Linked DNA regions of Homo sapiens: region 2 is linked to region 1. Evidence: read pairs that join two places in POLR2A ChIA-PET (ENCODE). Cell type or tissue: HepG2. All regions are shown on one strand. Each heading gives the region's core, and the rest is flanking DNA. Links, peaks and the distances in the headings are about the cores only.

Region 1 (9,452 bases), core at 2,390-4,889:
CTGGGAATGAGCGTTTCTTGAAAGCTCTCCAGCTGATTGTTAACGTGTATCCGGGGCCTCCACTCAGTTAATTGATGGCCACTTTTAGAAGATCCCTTTGACCCAGAGGATATGATTTCAAAGTTTCCCCCTCTTTTCTTCTTTCTGATCATATAGAAATTATTAGGCATTCAACCTTTTTTGTCAAGTTGACAGTGTAAAATTTTATGCACACATCAAATTAATCTCTGCAAAATAAGATTATTTCAGGACAGTTAATTTTAAAAGTCTTCATTTAAAGATGAATTGTGTTTAATGTATTATGTTTTCAGTGGTTAGAGGACTTTGTAATGTATTTTGCCACTAGGAAGAACATTATGAAGACAAAATGCTTGTCTTGCGTCACACCTGATGGTACCAATATATAATATGTTGAATCAGTGAACGAATAAATATATATTCTTCATTAGTTTGTTCCACATAAATTTAGTTTTAGGCAGTAGTCAGGGCCAACGAACAAAGATGGCAAAGTGTTGAGGTTAGACATGAGCCTGGGTTGTGGTTATGAAAGAAAAGGATCATGTCACAAGTGTTCTGTGCCTTTTGGGTCTCTTGGCTAGGTAAACCTTCTTAACCACACATGCTAGGGAGATTTCACATCTACTTGCTTTTTAGGAGTGCTGCAGATATAGGGTGGTGTTTCTACTTAGGATTAACTCTTATTCAAATTAATGGACAGATAGCTGGTTATGGAAAGAAAATATATTTATTTTGTGTTTATCTGGATTATTACTTTTAGTTGATGATAACTGATGTTGAGAAGACAAAACAAAACCATACCCTCACACAGCTAGCTGTGACAGCCTGGCAGACTGGGGTTATTTTGCCTTTTTTTTTTCTTTTCAGCATTAAAAGACACCTCAGAGAAGCTCAAACAGCTTGAGATGGAGAACAGTCCTTTGCTGTCCCCTCGATCCAACATCGATGTTAACATAAACAGCCAGGTATTCAGATTTCCCCTGTGTATACCTGTTACACATCTCCAGAGCTCCCAGAAATATTTTCTTTCCAAAGACAGTACTTTCTTTTTTCTTTAGCTGGGAAATCTGTCTGTGCTGAGTTCTTATAAACCTGTTTTCTCATTTTAAAGGGTGAAATATGTAGATGTTTAGGAGGGAAGGGGGAAACTTGCACAGCAAAGTGAATTGTAAGGTGATTTCATGATTTAAAAAAAAAAACACAGTCAAGATGAGTGTTAAACCTTTTATTTTGATTGACCCAGTCTAGTTGGAAGACTTGCTGAAGCCTTTTGAAATTACAGAAGGATTTGTTTTAAAGAGAGCTGCTCTGTGGTATAAACAAGAAAGAGAATAGAATTTCAGATGCTTTAACTTCATCTATCATTCCTTTCTCTCCCCTGTCCCCTTTGAATTTTTTTTGTTGTAGGGTGGGGGATACATACCAATTACACCAATCAAGCTTCAATTTATAGTTTGGCTATGATTTTCTTATTTCTATGTTAAGTAACTTATAGAAAGAGCTAAAATAAATTGAATGAGATGGAAATTTTATAATTAATCATATCAGCTACCAGATGGCCCCACTAAATGGAAGAGTTGATTTTAGGTAATGACCTGGAAATGGCCTTTTTTTTCCCTCTACATACAGACAACTGATAACATGACCAAGATGAATTTTGTTTTTGTTTTAAAGAGGAAAGGAGAACGGCTGACTCACGGTGTTCTTCCATTCTTGGATAACTAACTGGAATTCCTTTAGAGACCAGCAGAGAGTAGAAAGTGATTGTCTTCTGTCTCGCACTCGCACTGTTATGATTCAAACTGTCTTTCGGGATCCAAGCCTTTTTTTCCCCTTTCTTTCTAATACATTTTTTATTAGAAATAGCTGTTAGAAGGTGATTCAATTTCAGAAAGGCTTTCCATTTTCTTGACTTTTCAGTATTCTATCCCACTTGTCTGTTTGCTTTTACAGTGTCAGTTTTTTAAATATATCTCTGTAAAGTAGGGGAATGCAGGGCCAGAGACAGAAGGATAAATGGAAAACTTTAGATAAAAGCTTTAGATGATTAATAACTAATGGAAATTTAGTGGAGGACTGGAATGACCCTAAAGAATGAAGCCTGGTAACACTTGGGGGTAGGGAGGAGTGGGGGGCGGGGATTGTTGGCTGTGCTCAGAGTTCATGGAAATCTATTGAACAGCTACTTGTTTCTTTGTAAAATGTCCTGCTTATCTCACTATGATATAACTGATCCTCTGAGGCAGAGAGTCTGCTGCATTAGTTTTGAAGCCTTGAAAAGATGAGGAGGAGTGTGGGTTCAGGATAGGAGAGTAAAGGAGCACTTTAGGTGAAGGACAGAGTGCCATCAAAGAACTTTTAGGGGATCATATAGCTAGGAAGAATAACAATATTTAGTGAGGGTTTACTCTATGCCAGACAAGAATAGAAGGAAGGAGGGGATGGAGCAAGATGGCCAAATATAACCCTCCAGTGATCATCCCCCTTGCAGGAACACCAAATTAAATAGCTCTCCATACAAGAAAGCACCTTCATAAGAACCGGAAATCAGGTGAACCATCATAGTACCTGGTTTTAACATTATACCAAGGAAGGAGGCACTGAAGAGGGTAGGAAAGACAGTCTTGAATGGCTGATGCCACCCCTCCCCTATGGAGGAGTGTGGTGCTGAGAGAGAATCTGTGCTTGGGAGAGGGAGAGCACAGTGACTATGGCACTTTGTATTGGAACTCAGTGTTTGTTGGTCTGTCTGTCGGAATGGAAAGCAATGCAGGGCACAATTTCGCTGGTGCCCACAGAGGCTGCATTTAGAACAGCCCTAGCCAGAGAAGAATCTTCCATCCTAGCAATTGGAACCTGAGTTCCAGCTAGCCCACCGCTGTGGGCTAAAGTGCTGTAAGCTCCTAAATAAATTTGAAAGATAGTCTAGGCCACAAGGACTACAATTCCTGGGCACATCCTGGTACTGTGCTGGGCTCAGAGCCAGTGGACCTGGGGTACACATGACCTAGAGAGATACTAGCTGGAGGAGCCAAAGGAGTGCTTGCATCACCCTCTCCCAGTCCCAGGCAGTGCAGCTTACAGCTCTGGGAGAGACTTCTTCCACTTGAGGAAAGGTGAGGGAAGAGTAAAGAAGACTTTGTCTTGTAGCTTGGATACCAGTGTAGCCACAGTAAAACAAAGCACCAAGCAGAGTCCTAAAGCCTCCATTTCAGGCCCCACCTCCCAATGACATTTCTAGACATACCATGGGCCGGAAGGGAACCTGCTGTCTTGAGGGAAAGTATCCAGTCCTGGCAGGATCTGTCACCTGCTGACAAAAGAATCCTTGGGTCAGTGGTTTCCAGGCAGTACTTGTCATAGGCCTTGGGCAAGACCTGGTACCATGCTGGCTTCAGGTGTGACCCAGGGCATTTTCAGCTGTGGTGGCCATGGGGAGAGACACCTTCTGCTTGAGGAAAGGAGAGGGAAGAATAAAAAGAACTTTGTCTTGCAACTTGGGTAACAGCTCAGTCACAGTAAAATAAAGTACTGAGTAGATTCCTACAGTTCCCAACTCCAGGCCCTAGCTCCTTAGACGGCATTTCTGAACTAGCCCTGAGCCAGAAGAGAACCTGCAGTCTTACAGAGAAATGCACAAGTCTGGCTGGATTCACCACTTGCTGACGGAAGAACCTTTGGGCCTTGAATAAACATGAGTGTTGGCCAAACAATAGTCACCACATACCTCGGGTGAGACCCAGTACTTCACTGGCTTCACTGGCAGGTCTGACTCAGCACAGTGTCAGTGGGTAGCCACAGGGGTGCTTGTGTCGTTCCTCCCCCAACTGCATGCAGCTCACTGAGAAGAGAGAGACTTTATGGGAGAAAGTGAGGGAAGAGAACAAGAGACTCTGCCAGGTAATCCAGGGAATTCTCCCGGATCTTACCCAAGACTACCAAGGCTGTACCTTAACAAGCCTGCAAGAGTCACAGCCTTACTGGGCATGAGGTTCCCCCTAATGCAGATATGGCTGGAGTGACCAAAAACTTGTATCACAACATTCAGTTCCCTTTGAATAACTACAACGGCTTCTTAAGACAGATGGGTAGAAACAAGCCCAGACTGCAGAGATTACAATAAATACCCAACTCTTTAATGCCCAGACATAAACAAGCATCCAAGATCATCCAGGAAAACATGACCTCACCAAACAAACTAAATAAGGCATCAGTGACCAATCCCAGATTGACAGAGAGAGATATGTGACCTTTCAGGCAGATAATTCAAATAGCTGTTTTGAGGAAACTCAGTGAAATTCAAGATAACACAGAAAAGGAATTCAGAATTCTATCAGATAAATTTAACAAAGAGATTGAAATAATTTTTAAAAATTAGCAGGAATCCTAGAGCTGAAAAATTCAATTGACGTAATGAAGAATGCATCAGAGTCTTTCAACCACAGAATTGATCAAGCAGAAGAAAGAATTAGTGAGCTTGAAGACAGGCTGTTTGAAAATATAGTCAGAGGAGACAAGAAAAAAATGAAGCACTCCTAGAAGATCTAGAGTATAGCTTCAAAAGGACAAATCGAAGAGTTATTGGCCTTAAAGAAGAGGTAAAGAGATGTGGTAGAAAGTTTGTTCAAAGGGATAATAACAGAGAATGTCCCAAACCTAGAGAAAGATATCAATATTCAAGTACAAGAAGGATATAGAACGCCAAGCAGACTTAACCCAAATAGGACTACCTCAAGATATTGAATAATCAAACTCCCAAATGTCAATGTTAAAGAATCCTAAAAACAGCAAGATAAAAGAAACAAATAACATACAAGGGAAATGTCAGTGTTAAAGAATCCTAAAAGCAGCAAGAGAAAAGAAACAAACAACATACAAAGGTGCTTCAGTAAGTCGAAGCAGACTTTTCAGCAGACACCTCACAGGCCAGGAGAGAGTGGCATGACATATTTAAAGTGAAGTAAAAATTTTTATCCTAAAATAGTATATCCATGTTTGAAGATACCCTTCAAACATGAAGGAGAAATACTTTCCCAGACAAACAAAAGCTGAGGGATTTCACCAGACCTGTCTTATAAGAAATGCTGAAAGGAGTTCTTCAATCTGAAAGGAAAAGATGTTAATGAGCAATAAGATAATCATCTGATGGTACACAACTCACTGGTAATGGTATGTACACTAACAAATACGGCATATTATAACACTGAAATTGTTGTGTATAAACTATTCATATCTTTAGTAGGAAGGCTAAAAGACTATCAAAAATGTAACTACAACAACTTTTCTAGACATAATATAGTAAGCCATAAATAGAAACAACAAAAAGTTAAAAAGCTGGGGGTGGGGGTGGCGGTTTGAAGTTGAAGTATAGAGTTTTTATTAGTTTTCTCTTTGCTTGTTAATTTTTTTTTTTTTTTTACTATCAGTGTTGTCATCAGTTTAAAATAACATGTTACAAGATGGTATTTGCAAACCTCATGGTAACCTCAAATAAAAAAGCCTACAACAGATACACAAAGAAATAAAAAGCAAGAAATTTAAACATACCATCAGAGAAAAGCACCCTTCACAAAAAGGAAGGCAGGCAAGAAGGAAGAGAAGATCACAAAACAATCAGAAAACAGATTGAAATGGCAATAATAAATCCTTACTTATCAATAATAATATTGAATGTAAATGAACTAAACTCTCCAATCAAAACACAGAGTGGCTACATGGATTAAAAAAAAAAAAGCCCCCAATGATCAGCTGCCTACAAGATGCACATTTTACCTATAAAGACCCATAAAGACTGAAAATAAAGGGTTGGAAAAAGATATTCCATGCAAATGGAAACCAAAAAAGAGCAGGTTATTTATATTAGATAAAACTGATTTTGAGACAAAAACCATAAAAAGACAAAGAAGGTCATTATATATTGATAAATGGTCAATTGAGCAAGAGGATATAACATTATAAATAATATATGCACCTAAAACTGGAGTACCCAGATATGTAGAGCAGATATTATCAGAGCTACAGAGAGATACACCTCGGTACAATTCTAGCTGGAGAATTCACCCCACATTCAGCAGAGGATAGAAAATCCAGAAAAATTAACTCAAAAAATTGGATTTAATCAGTGTAGACCAATGGACCTAATAGAACATTTTATCTAGTGGCAGCAGAACATACATTCTTGTCCTCAGCGCACAGATTATTCTCAAGGATAGACCACATGTTAAGTCACAAAACAAGTCTGAACATTCAAAAAAACAAATCATTTCCAGTATCTTCTCTGACCACATGGAATAAAACTAGAAATCAATAACAAGAGAAACTTTGGAAACTATACAACCACATGGAAATCAAACAATATGCTTCCAAATGACCAGTGGGTCAATGAAGAAGTAAGGAAATTTTTTAATTTCTTGAAACAAATGAAAATGGAAACAAAACATACTAAAATCTATCGATACAGCGAAAGCAGTACTGAGGAAAGTTTATAGCAATAAGCACCTACATCACAAAAGTAGAACAATTTCAGATAAACAGCCTAATGATGCATCTTAAGGAACTAGAAAAGCAAGAGCAAACTAAACCCAAAATTAGTAGAAGAAAAGAAATAATAAAGATCAGAGCAGAAATAAAGGAAATTGAAACCAAAAAATACAAAAGATCAATAAAATAAAAAGTTGCTTTGTGAAAAGATAAACAAAATGGACAAACCTTTGGCCAGATTAAGAAAAAAGAGAAGACTCAAATAAATAAAATTGTAGATGAAAAAGGAGACTTATAACTGATACTGCAAAAATCAAAGGATCATTAAGGATTAGTATGAGCAACTATATGCCAATAAATTGGAAAACATTGAAGAAATGGATGAATTCCTAGACACATGCAGCCTACCAGGACTGAACCAAGAAGGAATCCAAAACCTGAATAGACCAATAACAAGTAACAAGATCGAAGCTGTAATAAAAAGTCTCCCAGCAAAGAAAAGCCCAGGACCTGATGGCTTCACTGCTGAATTTTACCAAATATTTAAAGAAGAACTAATACCTATCCTACTCAAACTATTCCAAAAAATAGAGGAGGAAAGAATATTTCCAAATTCATTTTATGAGATCAGTATTACCCTGATAACAAAACCAGACAAAGATACCTCAAAAAAGGAAAACTGTAGACCAGTATCTCTGATGAATACTGATGCAAAAATCTTCAATAAAATACTAGCAAACTGAATTCAACAACATATTAAAAAGATAAGTCATCACGTCCAAGTGGGATTTATCCCAGGATGTAATAAGGATGGGTTAGCACATGTAAATCAATCAAGGGTGATACATTATATCAGCAGAATGAAGGACAAAAACCATATGATCATTTCAATTGATGCTGAAAAAACATTTGATAAAGTTCAATATCCCTTTGTGATTAAGAAAAAAAAACTAAAAAAACTGGGTATAGATGGAACATACCTCAGCACACTAAAAGCCATGTTATGACAGACCCACAGCTAGTATCATGCCTGAAAGCCTCCTTTAAGATCTGGAAAAAGGCAAGGATGCCCACTTTCACTGCTGTTATTCAGTGTAGTACTGGAAGACCTAGCTAGAGCAATCAGACAAGAGAATGAAATAAAGGGCATCTAAATTGGAAAGGAAGAATTCAAATTATCATCAGATGATACTATTTTATATTTGGAAAAAACTAAAGAAAAAGAAAAACAATTAGAACTAATAAATTCAGTAAAGTGGCAGGATACAGATCAACATACAAAAATCAGTAGCATTTCTACATGCCAACAGCAAACAAACTGAAGAAAAAATCAGGAAAGTAATCCCATTTACAATAGCCACAAATAAAATGAAATACCTAAGAATAAAAATAATCAAAGAAGTGAAAGATTTCTGCAATGAAAACTACAAAATAATGGTATGAGATATCGAAGAGGACACAAAATTTGAAAGATATTCCATGTTCATGGATTAGAAGACTCAGTATTGATTCAATGTCCATACTTCCCAAAGCAGTTTGCCAATTCAATTTAATCCCTATCAAAATACCAATGATATTCTTCAAAGAAATAGAAAAAAATAATCTAAAATTTATATGGAACCACAAAAGACTCAGAATAGCCAAAGCCGTCCTGAGAAGAAAAAACGAAACTTTAGAACTCATAGTACCTGACTTCAAATTATACTACAGAGCTATAGTAACCAAAACTCATGGTATTAGCATAAAAACAGACACATAGACCAATGTAACAGAATAGAGAAGCCAGAAATAAATCCATACATCTGCAGTGAGCTTACTTTTGACAAAGGTGCCAAGAACATACACTGGGGAAAGGACAGTCTCTTCAATAAATGGTGCTAGGAAAACTGGATTTCCATATGCAGAAGAATGAAACTTCTATCTCTGCCATATACAAAAATCAAATGAAAATGGATTAAAGACTTAAATCTAAGGTCTCAAACTATGAAACCACTAAAAGAAAATATTGGAGCAACTCTCTAAAACATCAGTCTATGCAAAGATTTCTTGAATAATATCCCAAAAGCATAGGCAACCAAAGCAAAAATAGACAAATGAGATCACATCAAGTTAAAAAGTTCCTGCACAGCAAAGGAAACAATCAACAAAGTGAAGAGATGACCCACAGAATGGTAGAAAATATCTGCAAATTACCCATCTGACAATGGACTAATAACCAGAATATATAAAGAGCTCAGACAACTCAATAGGAAAAAAATCTGATAATCTGATTTTAAAATGGGCAAAAAATCTGAATAGACATTTCCCAAAAGAAGACATACAAATGGCAAACAAGTTTATGAAAAGGTGCTCAACATCACTGATCATCAGAGAAATGCCAATCAAAACTCCAGTGAGATATCATCTCACCCCAGTTATAATGGCTTTTATCCAAAAGACAGGCAATAATGAATGCTGACGAGGATGTGGAGAGAAAGGAACCCTTGTACACTGTTGGTGGGAATGTAAATTAGTACAGAAGTACAGAGTGCCTCAAAAACCCAAAAATGGAACGATCATATGATCCAGCAATCCTACTGCTAGATAATATGCCCAAAAGAAAGGAAATCAGTATATCGAAGAGATATCTGCACTCCCATGTTTATTGTGGCACTGTTCACAGTAGCCAAGATTTGGAATCAACCTAAATATCTATCAACAGATGAATAGATAAAGAAAATCTGGTACATATACACAATGAAGTACTATTCGGCCATAAAAAGAATGAGATACTATCATTTGCAACAACATGGATGGAACTGGAGGACACTATATTAAGAGAAGCCAGGCACAGAAAGACAAACTTGGTATGTTCTCATTTATGGGAGCCAAAAAACGAAGAATTAAACTTGCGGAGATAGATGGTTACCAGATGGGAAGGGTAGTATGGAGGGTGTGGGGAAAAGTGGGTATGG
Region 2 (9,452 bases), core at 2,683-5,182, 220 kb before region 1:
AGAACTCCAGGCCCCTTGTTGTGAATTCTATCGAACATTTAAAGTAGAAGTGAGGCCAATTTTACATAAGCTCTTTTAGACAATAAAGAAGGAACATGGTTTATGTGATTATTACCTTGATGTTAAAACCAGACTTAAGACCTTACAAGGAAAGAAAACTGCAGTTACTCATGAACATAGATGCAAAAATACCTAATAAAAGTTTAGCAAATTCTATCCAGTAATATATAAAAATGACAATTCATCATGTTCAAATGGGGGTTATTTTAAGAATATAAGGTTGCTTTAACATCTGAAAGTCAGTCAGTATAATTAACCATACTGTTATAATAACATAGAAAAACCATTTGAGCATTTCAATAGATGCAGAAAAAGAATTTGACAAAATTGACCATTCATGATTTAAAAAAATAAAGACATAGCTAACTATAAATACAAGGCACTTTCTATTTTGATTAAGGGCATCTACAAAAAATCTGCTAATATTATACAAAATGGTGAAAGTCTCAATGCTTTTTATATAAGATGAGGAAAATATATGCTTCATCTCACTACTTCTCTTCAGCTTTGTACACCAGGTCCTTACTAGTGTTTTAAAAAAAGAAAAAGGAAAAAGGAATAAAAGGCAAACAAATGGGGAAGAAAAAAGTATAATGGCTTTCCTTGTAGATAAGAATATATATATAGATTGGCTGAAAATAAAGAGATAAAAAAGGTATACCATGCAAGTAGTAAGCATTAAGGAGACTAGAATGACTGTATTATTATAATATATACAATGGTCCAACCAGTCTAGAAAACTGTTCTGTAGTTTCTTAAAAAGTTAGAAATATGTCTACCATATGACCTAGCTGTTTCACTCCTACCTGGTATTTGACCACCAGAAATTAAAGCAAATGTTTGTACAAAGACTTGCACACATGTGTTCAAAGTGACTTTATTTGTAATAGCCGAAAACTAGAAACAACTTAAATATTCATCATGAAGTGATGGCTATTTCCATCCATGTTGTGGTATATCCATAGAATGGAATGCTCCTCAGCAAAGTGGAGAAAAGATTTAGTGAAAAACACAATGCAGATGAATCTCTAAATAATTAAGCGGAGTGACAAGACAGATGAAGAAAAATACATACTGTATGCTTCCATTTATATAAATTCTAGAAAATTCTATCTGTAGGGACAAAAAGTTGGTCAGTGGTTACGTAGGCGGGATGGGTTGCTGTGTTGGAGTTCTAGAGGAGGATCACTGTGTGGCGGAAGGAATCTTTTGGAAGTGATAGATATGTTCACTATCTTGACTGTGATGATGGTTTGATAAGTACACATGTATGTCACACTTACCAAAGTATATACTTTAAATATGTGCATTTTGCATGTCAGTTATACATAATAAAATGCTTAAAAGGGAAAATGAAAAGATGCATTGGTGGTATAATGATGAGCCTAGCTGCTTTCCAAAACCATGTGAAAGTTAATCAGTAAAACAGTATAAAATAGTTATATGATTACATAATTGGCATTCCAGTAGAAACAGAAAACTTTGGACAAGTAGCAAAAAAAATTATGGTAGAGATAAATCCAAGTATGTTAATTATTATCGAAACTGTAAATATGTTGGATATTCATATTGAAAACATCAAACTGAATTTTTAAATCACTATTGATATAATCTATGTACCATAAATTTGCCTATTAAAGTATACAGTTTAGTGGTTTGTGGTATAGTTTCAGGGGCAGCATCACCATAATCTAATTTTGAATCATTTATATTACCCCTAAAAGATAACCTTGTAATTATTAGGAGCCATTTCCTGTTCTTTTCTATGCTTTTTATTTGCCAGAAGTCTTAGGCAATCACTAATCACTATCATATATCTCTATAGATATGCCTATTCTATATATTCTATTAATATTGAATGAGATCATGTACTGTGTGGTCTTTTGTGATTGATTTTTTTCATTCATTTTTGAGGTTCATCCGCATTGTAGTATGTATCAGTTTTGCTTTCCCCTTTATTGCTGAATAATTTTCCATTTTATGGTTATACCACATTTTGATAACCAGTTCACCAGTTTTTTCCCCTTTTTGGCTGGTGAGAATTATGTTGCTCTGAACATTTGTACAAGTTTTTGTGTGGACATGTTTTCATTTTTCATGAGTGTATATATCTAGGAGTGGAATACCTGGGTTTGCTAAACTGTTTTCAAACGTGGCTGCATCATTTTACGTTCCCACCAGCATTGCATGTGGGTTTAATTTCTCCAGATTCTCACCAGCACTTGTTATCTGCATTTTTATTATAACCATTCTAGTGAGTATAAAGTAGTATCTCATTGTAGTTTTTATTTGCATTCCCCTGCTGGCTAATGATAATGAGTGTCTTTTCAAGTACTTATTATTGTTTCATATATTTTGGATTATTCAAACTGGATTTTTAAAAATCAATCTGAGCCAGATGCAGTGGCACACACCTATAGTCCCAGCTACTCAGGAGGCTGAGGCAGGAGGATCACTTGAGCCTAGGAGTTTGAGGCCAGGCTGGGCAACATAGCGAAACCATGTCTGTAATAGGATACATTTTAAGATGGCAAAGGCAAACCTTAAACTGAAATGTAAAGTCATTGTAAAACCTCTGATGTCAAGTGAAAAATGCGTAGTATGTCTAATGATTTATTAACTACAGAAAGGAATTGTTCCAGTTAAAAAAAAATCAATCTTTATACTGTTTACAAGAGACATACCTAAAATGTTATACAAAATGACAGAAACATTGAAAAAGATAAACCAGGCATATAGAAGCCAAAAAAACGGTTATGGCTATATTACTGCTATATAAAATAGATACTGTTTGAAAGATTTTTAATTTATACATTGGTATTTTTCTGAAAAAACTTTGTAGCAAATACAAGTCACACACAATACATTTATAAGAAAATAAAAGTTATACAAAATATATATTATGCCACAGAGAGCATTCAGTGAAAAGATTTTTATTCATTGATTGATACCTTCCTGGGAATTTTTGAAATTAAAGTGATTTGAAACTGGCCTAGATTTCCTTTCTCTTGATCATTTAGAAATGAACAGTGTTTTTTGTTGTTTAACTTCTGAAATATCAGTGTGTCTTCATAAGATTTTTTGAATTGAGGCACCTGGCTTTTTTCCATAAATACAGTCAATAGTTACTCAATTTTTTTTTTTTTTTTTTTTTTTTTTTTGCTTCTGGAAATAATGCCCTCTCTCTATGACAGAATATTTTTCCCATGTCGAGTGAAAGCTCAGTATCCAAAAGTAAAATACAAAGTTTTCAAATCAGAAACCTAAACATGTCTCTTCTTCCCTATTCCAAACATGCATGCTTGAAAAGTTGACTCATGCATTTGCCTCTTCAAGTGATTAAAGTGTGAGAAGTTTATTCTTTGAGAATGCTGAGAGCTTCTTGGATAGATAGGGCCATAAGCCATAAAGATTAAGACTTAGAATTATCATGAAAATATTTACTTAGAAGACTGAGACAGGATCCTGAAGGACATTTTTCTCAGTAAGAAAGATCAAATCTCTTTAGCCTTATTACCCTTATGTCTTAAAGTTTACAAAGACTGTGTTTACTGTGTTACTTATTTTATGGTTTCAATGAGACAAAATGACTTGGCTCATATTGATTGTACTAATAAGGCTTTGAGAACGCTTATGGCATTATGTGGGTTGCGTTTAAGAAGAAGGGTGGTGTACAAAGGTAAATTTTTAAAATTTAATGCTTTTTAAAATTAAAAGTGTTTTTAGGGTTGTTGCATAAAGTAATGAAATCTTACATTTTTCCAAGGCTTGCTTATAGTTTTAGAGAGTAAACAACTAAGTTAGTGATAGTTTTTGAAATTTTAATTTGTGACATCTGTTTTTAAGTATTTCTGTAGATACAAAATTTTCCTCAGTTGAACACAAATACTAATTATTTTTTCCATGAAGCAAGAAAAACTTTCAATTCTTTATGTACTATGTGTATGTATATATGATAAAATGTTTAGATATTACTAAATATACACTTAAAACATTTTTTCATAATTTGTTAATATTTTTATCATTATTCAATACTTTGAATAATTTATTGTCTTTTGTCCAGGTTGAAGATTGTAAAAATTTCTTTTAAGTGCAAACAGTTTTTTATTCAACTTAGAAAAGAATTGGTGAGTACGGATTTAATAATTATTGACATAAATGAAGCCTTTTAAGAAATACCCATTCATGACAGAACTTTTCTATTATTAGTACAAGTGAAAGTGCAATTAATACTGTGGATAACTGCCCGCTGAGGTAATGAATTCACTTGTTATAACAAAATGTACTTGTTTTTCCAGTGTGTATGTGGTTCTAATTTAAAGTTCTTCTAGATATTCCTCTTGCTGTTTCTCGAGCTTAGAAACTGATTTCTCACACATGATGTTCATTGAAAACCTCAGGGTCCATTTTTGAAGGGCAGCAAATGAGCATTTCATATATCCCTTTTTCCCTACTAAATCTATAGTACTTACTTTCGTATATAAGTTCATTTTATTTTAGGGGAGCTGAGTGTTACAAGTTCATGAACTTATAACACATTGCCTCCCTTTGTTGGAGTGGTAATGGCTTTATATATTATAAATAACAAATTGAGTTGTCATGGAAAGTACAGTGTTGGAAATAATTTCATCTTGTTAATGATTTTGTCTGTTTCATTAAATCAAACTAACCTTATCCTTTGATGTACATTATTTCTTAGAAATCTGAGAAGTCTTGGCAAATTCATGCAGATTTCAAGATGGTTGTGTGTGTATGTGTGTAAAATGTATTTGAAACCATAAAAATGTCTTTGGGGCTGTCCTCAGTGGCTCAATCCTGTAATCCCAGCACTTTGAGAGGCTGAGGTGGGAGGATCCCTTGAGGCCAGGAGTTCCAGACCAGCCTTGGCCACATAGTGAGACACTGTCTCTACAAAAAAAAAATGGAAAAAAAAAATTGGCCAGGTGTGATGATGTGTGCCTCTAGTCCCAGCTACTCAGGAGGCTGAGGTGGGAGGCTCTCTGGAGCCCAGGAATTCAAGGCTGCAATGAGCTATCATCACACCATTGCACTCCAGCCTGGATGACATAGGGAGGCCCTGTCTCAAAAAAAAAAAAAAAAAAAGCCTTTGGGTACAGTGGTGGCTTCTACCTGTTATCCCAGCTACTTGGAAGGCTGAGGTGGGTGGATAGGTTGAGCCCAGGAGTTCAAGGCTGCAATGAGCTGATTGTGCCACTGTAGTCCAGCATGGGCAACAGAGCAGGACACCACTGCCTCTTGAAAAATAAAGAAAGTCTTTGAATCAGCTCTGTTGTATTGGTCTACTACGTGATTATAAACTATGGTTTATCGTTTATGTTCATAAAATACAGAGGGATTTTTTTCAAGAGAATTTTTATTGAAATAAAACATAATACCAAAAATGTGCATATTTTAAGTACACAACTTGATGAAGTGAACATATCCATATCAGCACCTCCAAGATATGTAGTATATGTACCGCCTTCTAATATGTAGAACTTTACCAGCACCCCAGATGCTTGAAATGTTGCTGCTGGAGCTGATGCCCACTTCCAGTCATTAAGCCTCCTGGAAGGTAAACATTACTCTCATTTGTATGACCATGGATTAGTTTGCTTATATTTGAACTTTAAAAATTGAAATTATACAGTTGTTGTCTTTACTGTCTGCCTTCTTTCCCTTAATATTTTTTGTGAGATTCATCCATGTTGTTGCATATAACATTAGTTCGTTCCATTTATGTATGGTATTCCTCTGAATGACTATGCCATAAATTATTAATTCATTCTGCTGCTAGTGGACAGCTTTGCCATTTCCAGGTTGGGGATATTATGACTAATGCTGCTAATGGAAATTATTTTACATGTTTTAAAATTTAGGTGATTAAAATATAATATTGTTATCTGGAAACTAGAGGACAAATATTTTACTTTAAGTAATCATAGATGGCACTGTAGAAGTCAACTTTTCTAATTAGACTTATAATAATATCCCATCATAATACTAGTGTTATTAATAATAGTTATAATATCCAGCCTTTATTGAGAACTTACTATGTGCCTGGTAAAAGACCAGTCATTTTCATATCACTGAATCCTCACTCTCATTTTCTGAAGTAGTGTACCAGTTAAAAATGTATTTACCAATAAGTGATAACAGCAACAATAGCTAACTGACAATTGATTAAAGACAGTATACAGGGATCCTTTTGTGGTTCATAAGCATGATGATTAGATTTTCATGCTATTGGGTGAGATATGCCTTCCTCAGACTTTGTTACAGCATAGGCACATTACAACCTGTCTGATAGGAGAAAGAAAGTAAAGATGGTATACAGGCCAGGTGCGGTGGCTCACGCCTGTAATCCCAGCACTGTGGGAGGCTGAGGTGGGTGGATTGCTTTAGGCCTGGAGTTCAAGACCAGCCTGGCCCACATGGCAAAACCCCATCTCTACTAAAATACAAAAAAATGGTTGTGGTGGCACACACCTGTATTTCCCGTTGCTTGGGAGGCTAAGGCACAAGAATCTCTTGAACCAGGAGGTGGAGGTTGCAGTGAGCCAATATCGCACCACTGTACTCCAGCCCGGACAACAGAGCTGGACTCTGTCTCAAAAAAAACAAAAGAAAAAAGGAAAAAAAAGACAGTATACAGGCATACTCTGCAAAAGGTGGCCTTGTTAATGTTTTCTCTCTAAAACATCTTTGTTTTTAAATACCCAAACTTCATACGATATACTTATCTCTCAGTACAAATTTTTTTGTGTGTTGTTTAGAAATTGGGCAAGAAAAATTTTTGTTACATTTCAAATATAATTGATAGAATATGGAAATTACTTATAGACTTTTTGAAAAGTATACCAAGTGTCAAAATGGGTGAATATGTATGCATCTTAGATGCTGACAGTGAGAAGCTTCAGTGCATCATAGTAGCTGAGACATTTTCTGTTATTTTGTGTAATGTTTGTGGCATATGGTAAAACATATGAACTATATATGTTAGTGCAAACAAAACAACTATTAACCATAATTAAGACAATTTTCTGGCAATCAAGAAGTGATGTTTTAAGCATATTCCCTTCTAATATGATAGTTTAATACTTTATACATGGGCATTTATTTGTGTATTAGTCACAGGAAATATCTTAATGACCTTTTGATGGGCAAGAATTTCTTTAACCGGACATAGAAGGAAACCTTCATACCCTTAAAAGATTGATGATTTGGACTATGTTAAAATTAATAACTCTGTTCATCAAAAGATATCACTAAGAGAGTGAAATAGTATAGACCATTATATAATACACACAGAATCCTTGGTTGTATATGCATCCTGATAGAAATATATGCCAGTGAATTGAACAGACACTTCACAAATGAGGATATCCACGTGGCCATTAACATTGAACCTCAATAATTATAAAGGAGGTTCAGATTATAACCAAAATGTGCTACCTCTACATACACAACAGAATAGTAAGGGGAAAGAGATTGATAAACCAGTGGTTGGTGAATATATGGCACATATGCTACTGGTGGGAGGGATTGTATATTGATCTACCCATTTTGGAAAACTGTTGGGCATTATCTACCAAAGCTGAGCATATGTGTACAACATATGACCCAACAACAAAAATGTGCATATGTGTACACCAGAGAACATACAGGAATATGCATGGCTGCATTCTTCTTATATCCCCAAACTAGAAATATAAAATGTCTGTGAACAGTAAAGTGGATAAGTTAACTGTTAAATTCATTATAATAGAGTACTATGGAAATTAGTGAATTACTGCTTCATAAACGTTGAATTTATATCAGAAACATAATGCTGAACAAAAGCCAGACCTAAAGACACATATGTTTGATTCCATGTATGTACAATAAAGTTCAAAAACAAGCATGACTATTCTATGGTGATAAAGGCAGAAGAGTGATTAACTTTGGGAAGGTAATCTGGTAGAAAGGGGAGACAAAGGATACTTCTGTGGTGGTAGTAATGATCCATTTCTGGAACTGGGTAAAGGTTACATGGTTGTATTTATTGTGTGAAAATCAGAGCTGTGCAATTATGGGATGTGAATGTTGCTATATGTGGTTTACTTTAAGGAAATTATTTATTTAGAAATTTGTACCAGTTTTCAAGAAAATGGAAAATTATTTTAGTGCTAATTTTAAATTTTGAATTATGTAATAGTGTTCAGAGCTGCTGAATGTTCTTTATTTACAATCTAGACAGATATTTTAAATTAGGAATATTGTTAAAAGTTGTGATGATATATTTTAACATTTAATTTATGGCCTAGAATTATATTTTGAAACAGAGTCATAGCTAATGTTGAAAACAGATACATATTAAAAGTTTGAACTCATTTCTAACTATGATCTAAGGTTAAAGTTCCTAAGAGTTATAATATGAATGAACAAGGCCAGCACGGGGGCTCATGATATAATCCCAGCACTTTGTGAGGCCAAGGCAGGTAGATCACTTGAGGTCAGGAGTTCAAGACCAGCCTGGCCACCATGGTGAAACCCCGTCTCTACTAAACATAGAAAAAGTTAGCTGGGTGTGGTGGTGCATGCCTTTAATTCCTGCTGCTCGGGAGGCTGAGGCACAAGAATCACTTGAACCCATGAGGTGGAGGTTGCAGTGAGCCAAGATCGTGCCACTGCACTCCAGCATGGATGACAGAGTGAGACTGTGTCTCAAAAAAAAAAAAAAAAAAAAAGACTGAGTTAGGTCCAGATTTTTCAGGCTTTTGCATATACTTCATTGCCTTTTTATTGGATAAGCAAAAAAGATCCTAGATAAAAGATCCCATAGGTTCTATCTATATCATTAACAAGTTCATGTTTACAAGGCTAGAATAATTTATCTGTCAAAAGTAAATTAAATGGAGCATTAGATCCTGACATTTTCCTGGTATTCTCTGCATTTTGTCATTTATTACAGCATGAATCTAGAGAAACATTATTGGGATTTAATATGGTGAATTACAGAGCATGTAAAAATTTGTGGAAAGCATGTGTAGAACATCACACATTCTTCCGTTTGGACAGACCACTTCCACCTCAAAAGAATTTTTTTGCACATTATTTTACATTAGGTTCAAAATTCCGGTACTGGTAAGTATTGCTTCTGTGTTAAGGCTTTATTGTTGGATTTTGTTTCCTTTCTTTAAAATAAAGATGTAGTTTATGGAACCATACAACCTTTGTTACACAAACTTAACTGAGTCAAAAATCCCTATGGATTGCAGCCTCTATATCAGTATCATTAAAAAGTTCTATAGGTTCTTGTGATATGCTACAGGCTTGAGAAACCAGTTCTGTGTTCTGTATTTGCTGTCATTATTTTCTGGAGTAAATTAACTACATTTACTTATTTACAA

Evidence for each region. Peaks named below come from ENCODE experiments on the same cell type or tissue, not always from the same donor. Only the 100,000 strongest peaks of a DNase experiment are listed, where the experiment ranks them.
Region 2: POLR2A ChIA-PET joins it to region 1 with 7 read pairs; 2 of 35 experiments call an interaction of 5 or more read pairs at or near these places.

Annotation. Positions count from the first base shown.
Region 1 is chr2:120,130,733-120,140,184 of GRCh38, forward strand. EPB41L5 (erythrocyte membrane protein band 4.1 like 5) reads left to right here. Exons shown (of 25, transcript NM_020909.4): 18 at 886-983. Among named protein-coding and RNA genes, the nearest start is that of TMEM185B, 88 kb to the right of the region's middle. In HepG2, for the core only: no CTCF peak of the experiment used is centred there; a DNase peak (open chromatin) is centred at 3,729.
Region 2 is chr2:119,911,056-119,920,507 of GRCh38, forward strand. PTPN4 (protein tyrosine phosphatase non-receptor type 4) reads left to right here. Exons shown (of 27, transcript NM_002830.4): 11 at 4,124-4,187; 12 at 9,014-9,186. LOC124906163 (small nucleolar RNA U13) reads left to right here and starts at 6,263; the gene lies at 6,263-6,369. RefSeq lists a silencer at 3,285-3,485. In HepG2, for the core only: no CTCF peak of the experiment used is centred there; no DNase peak of the experiment used is centred there.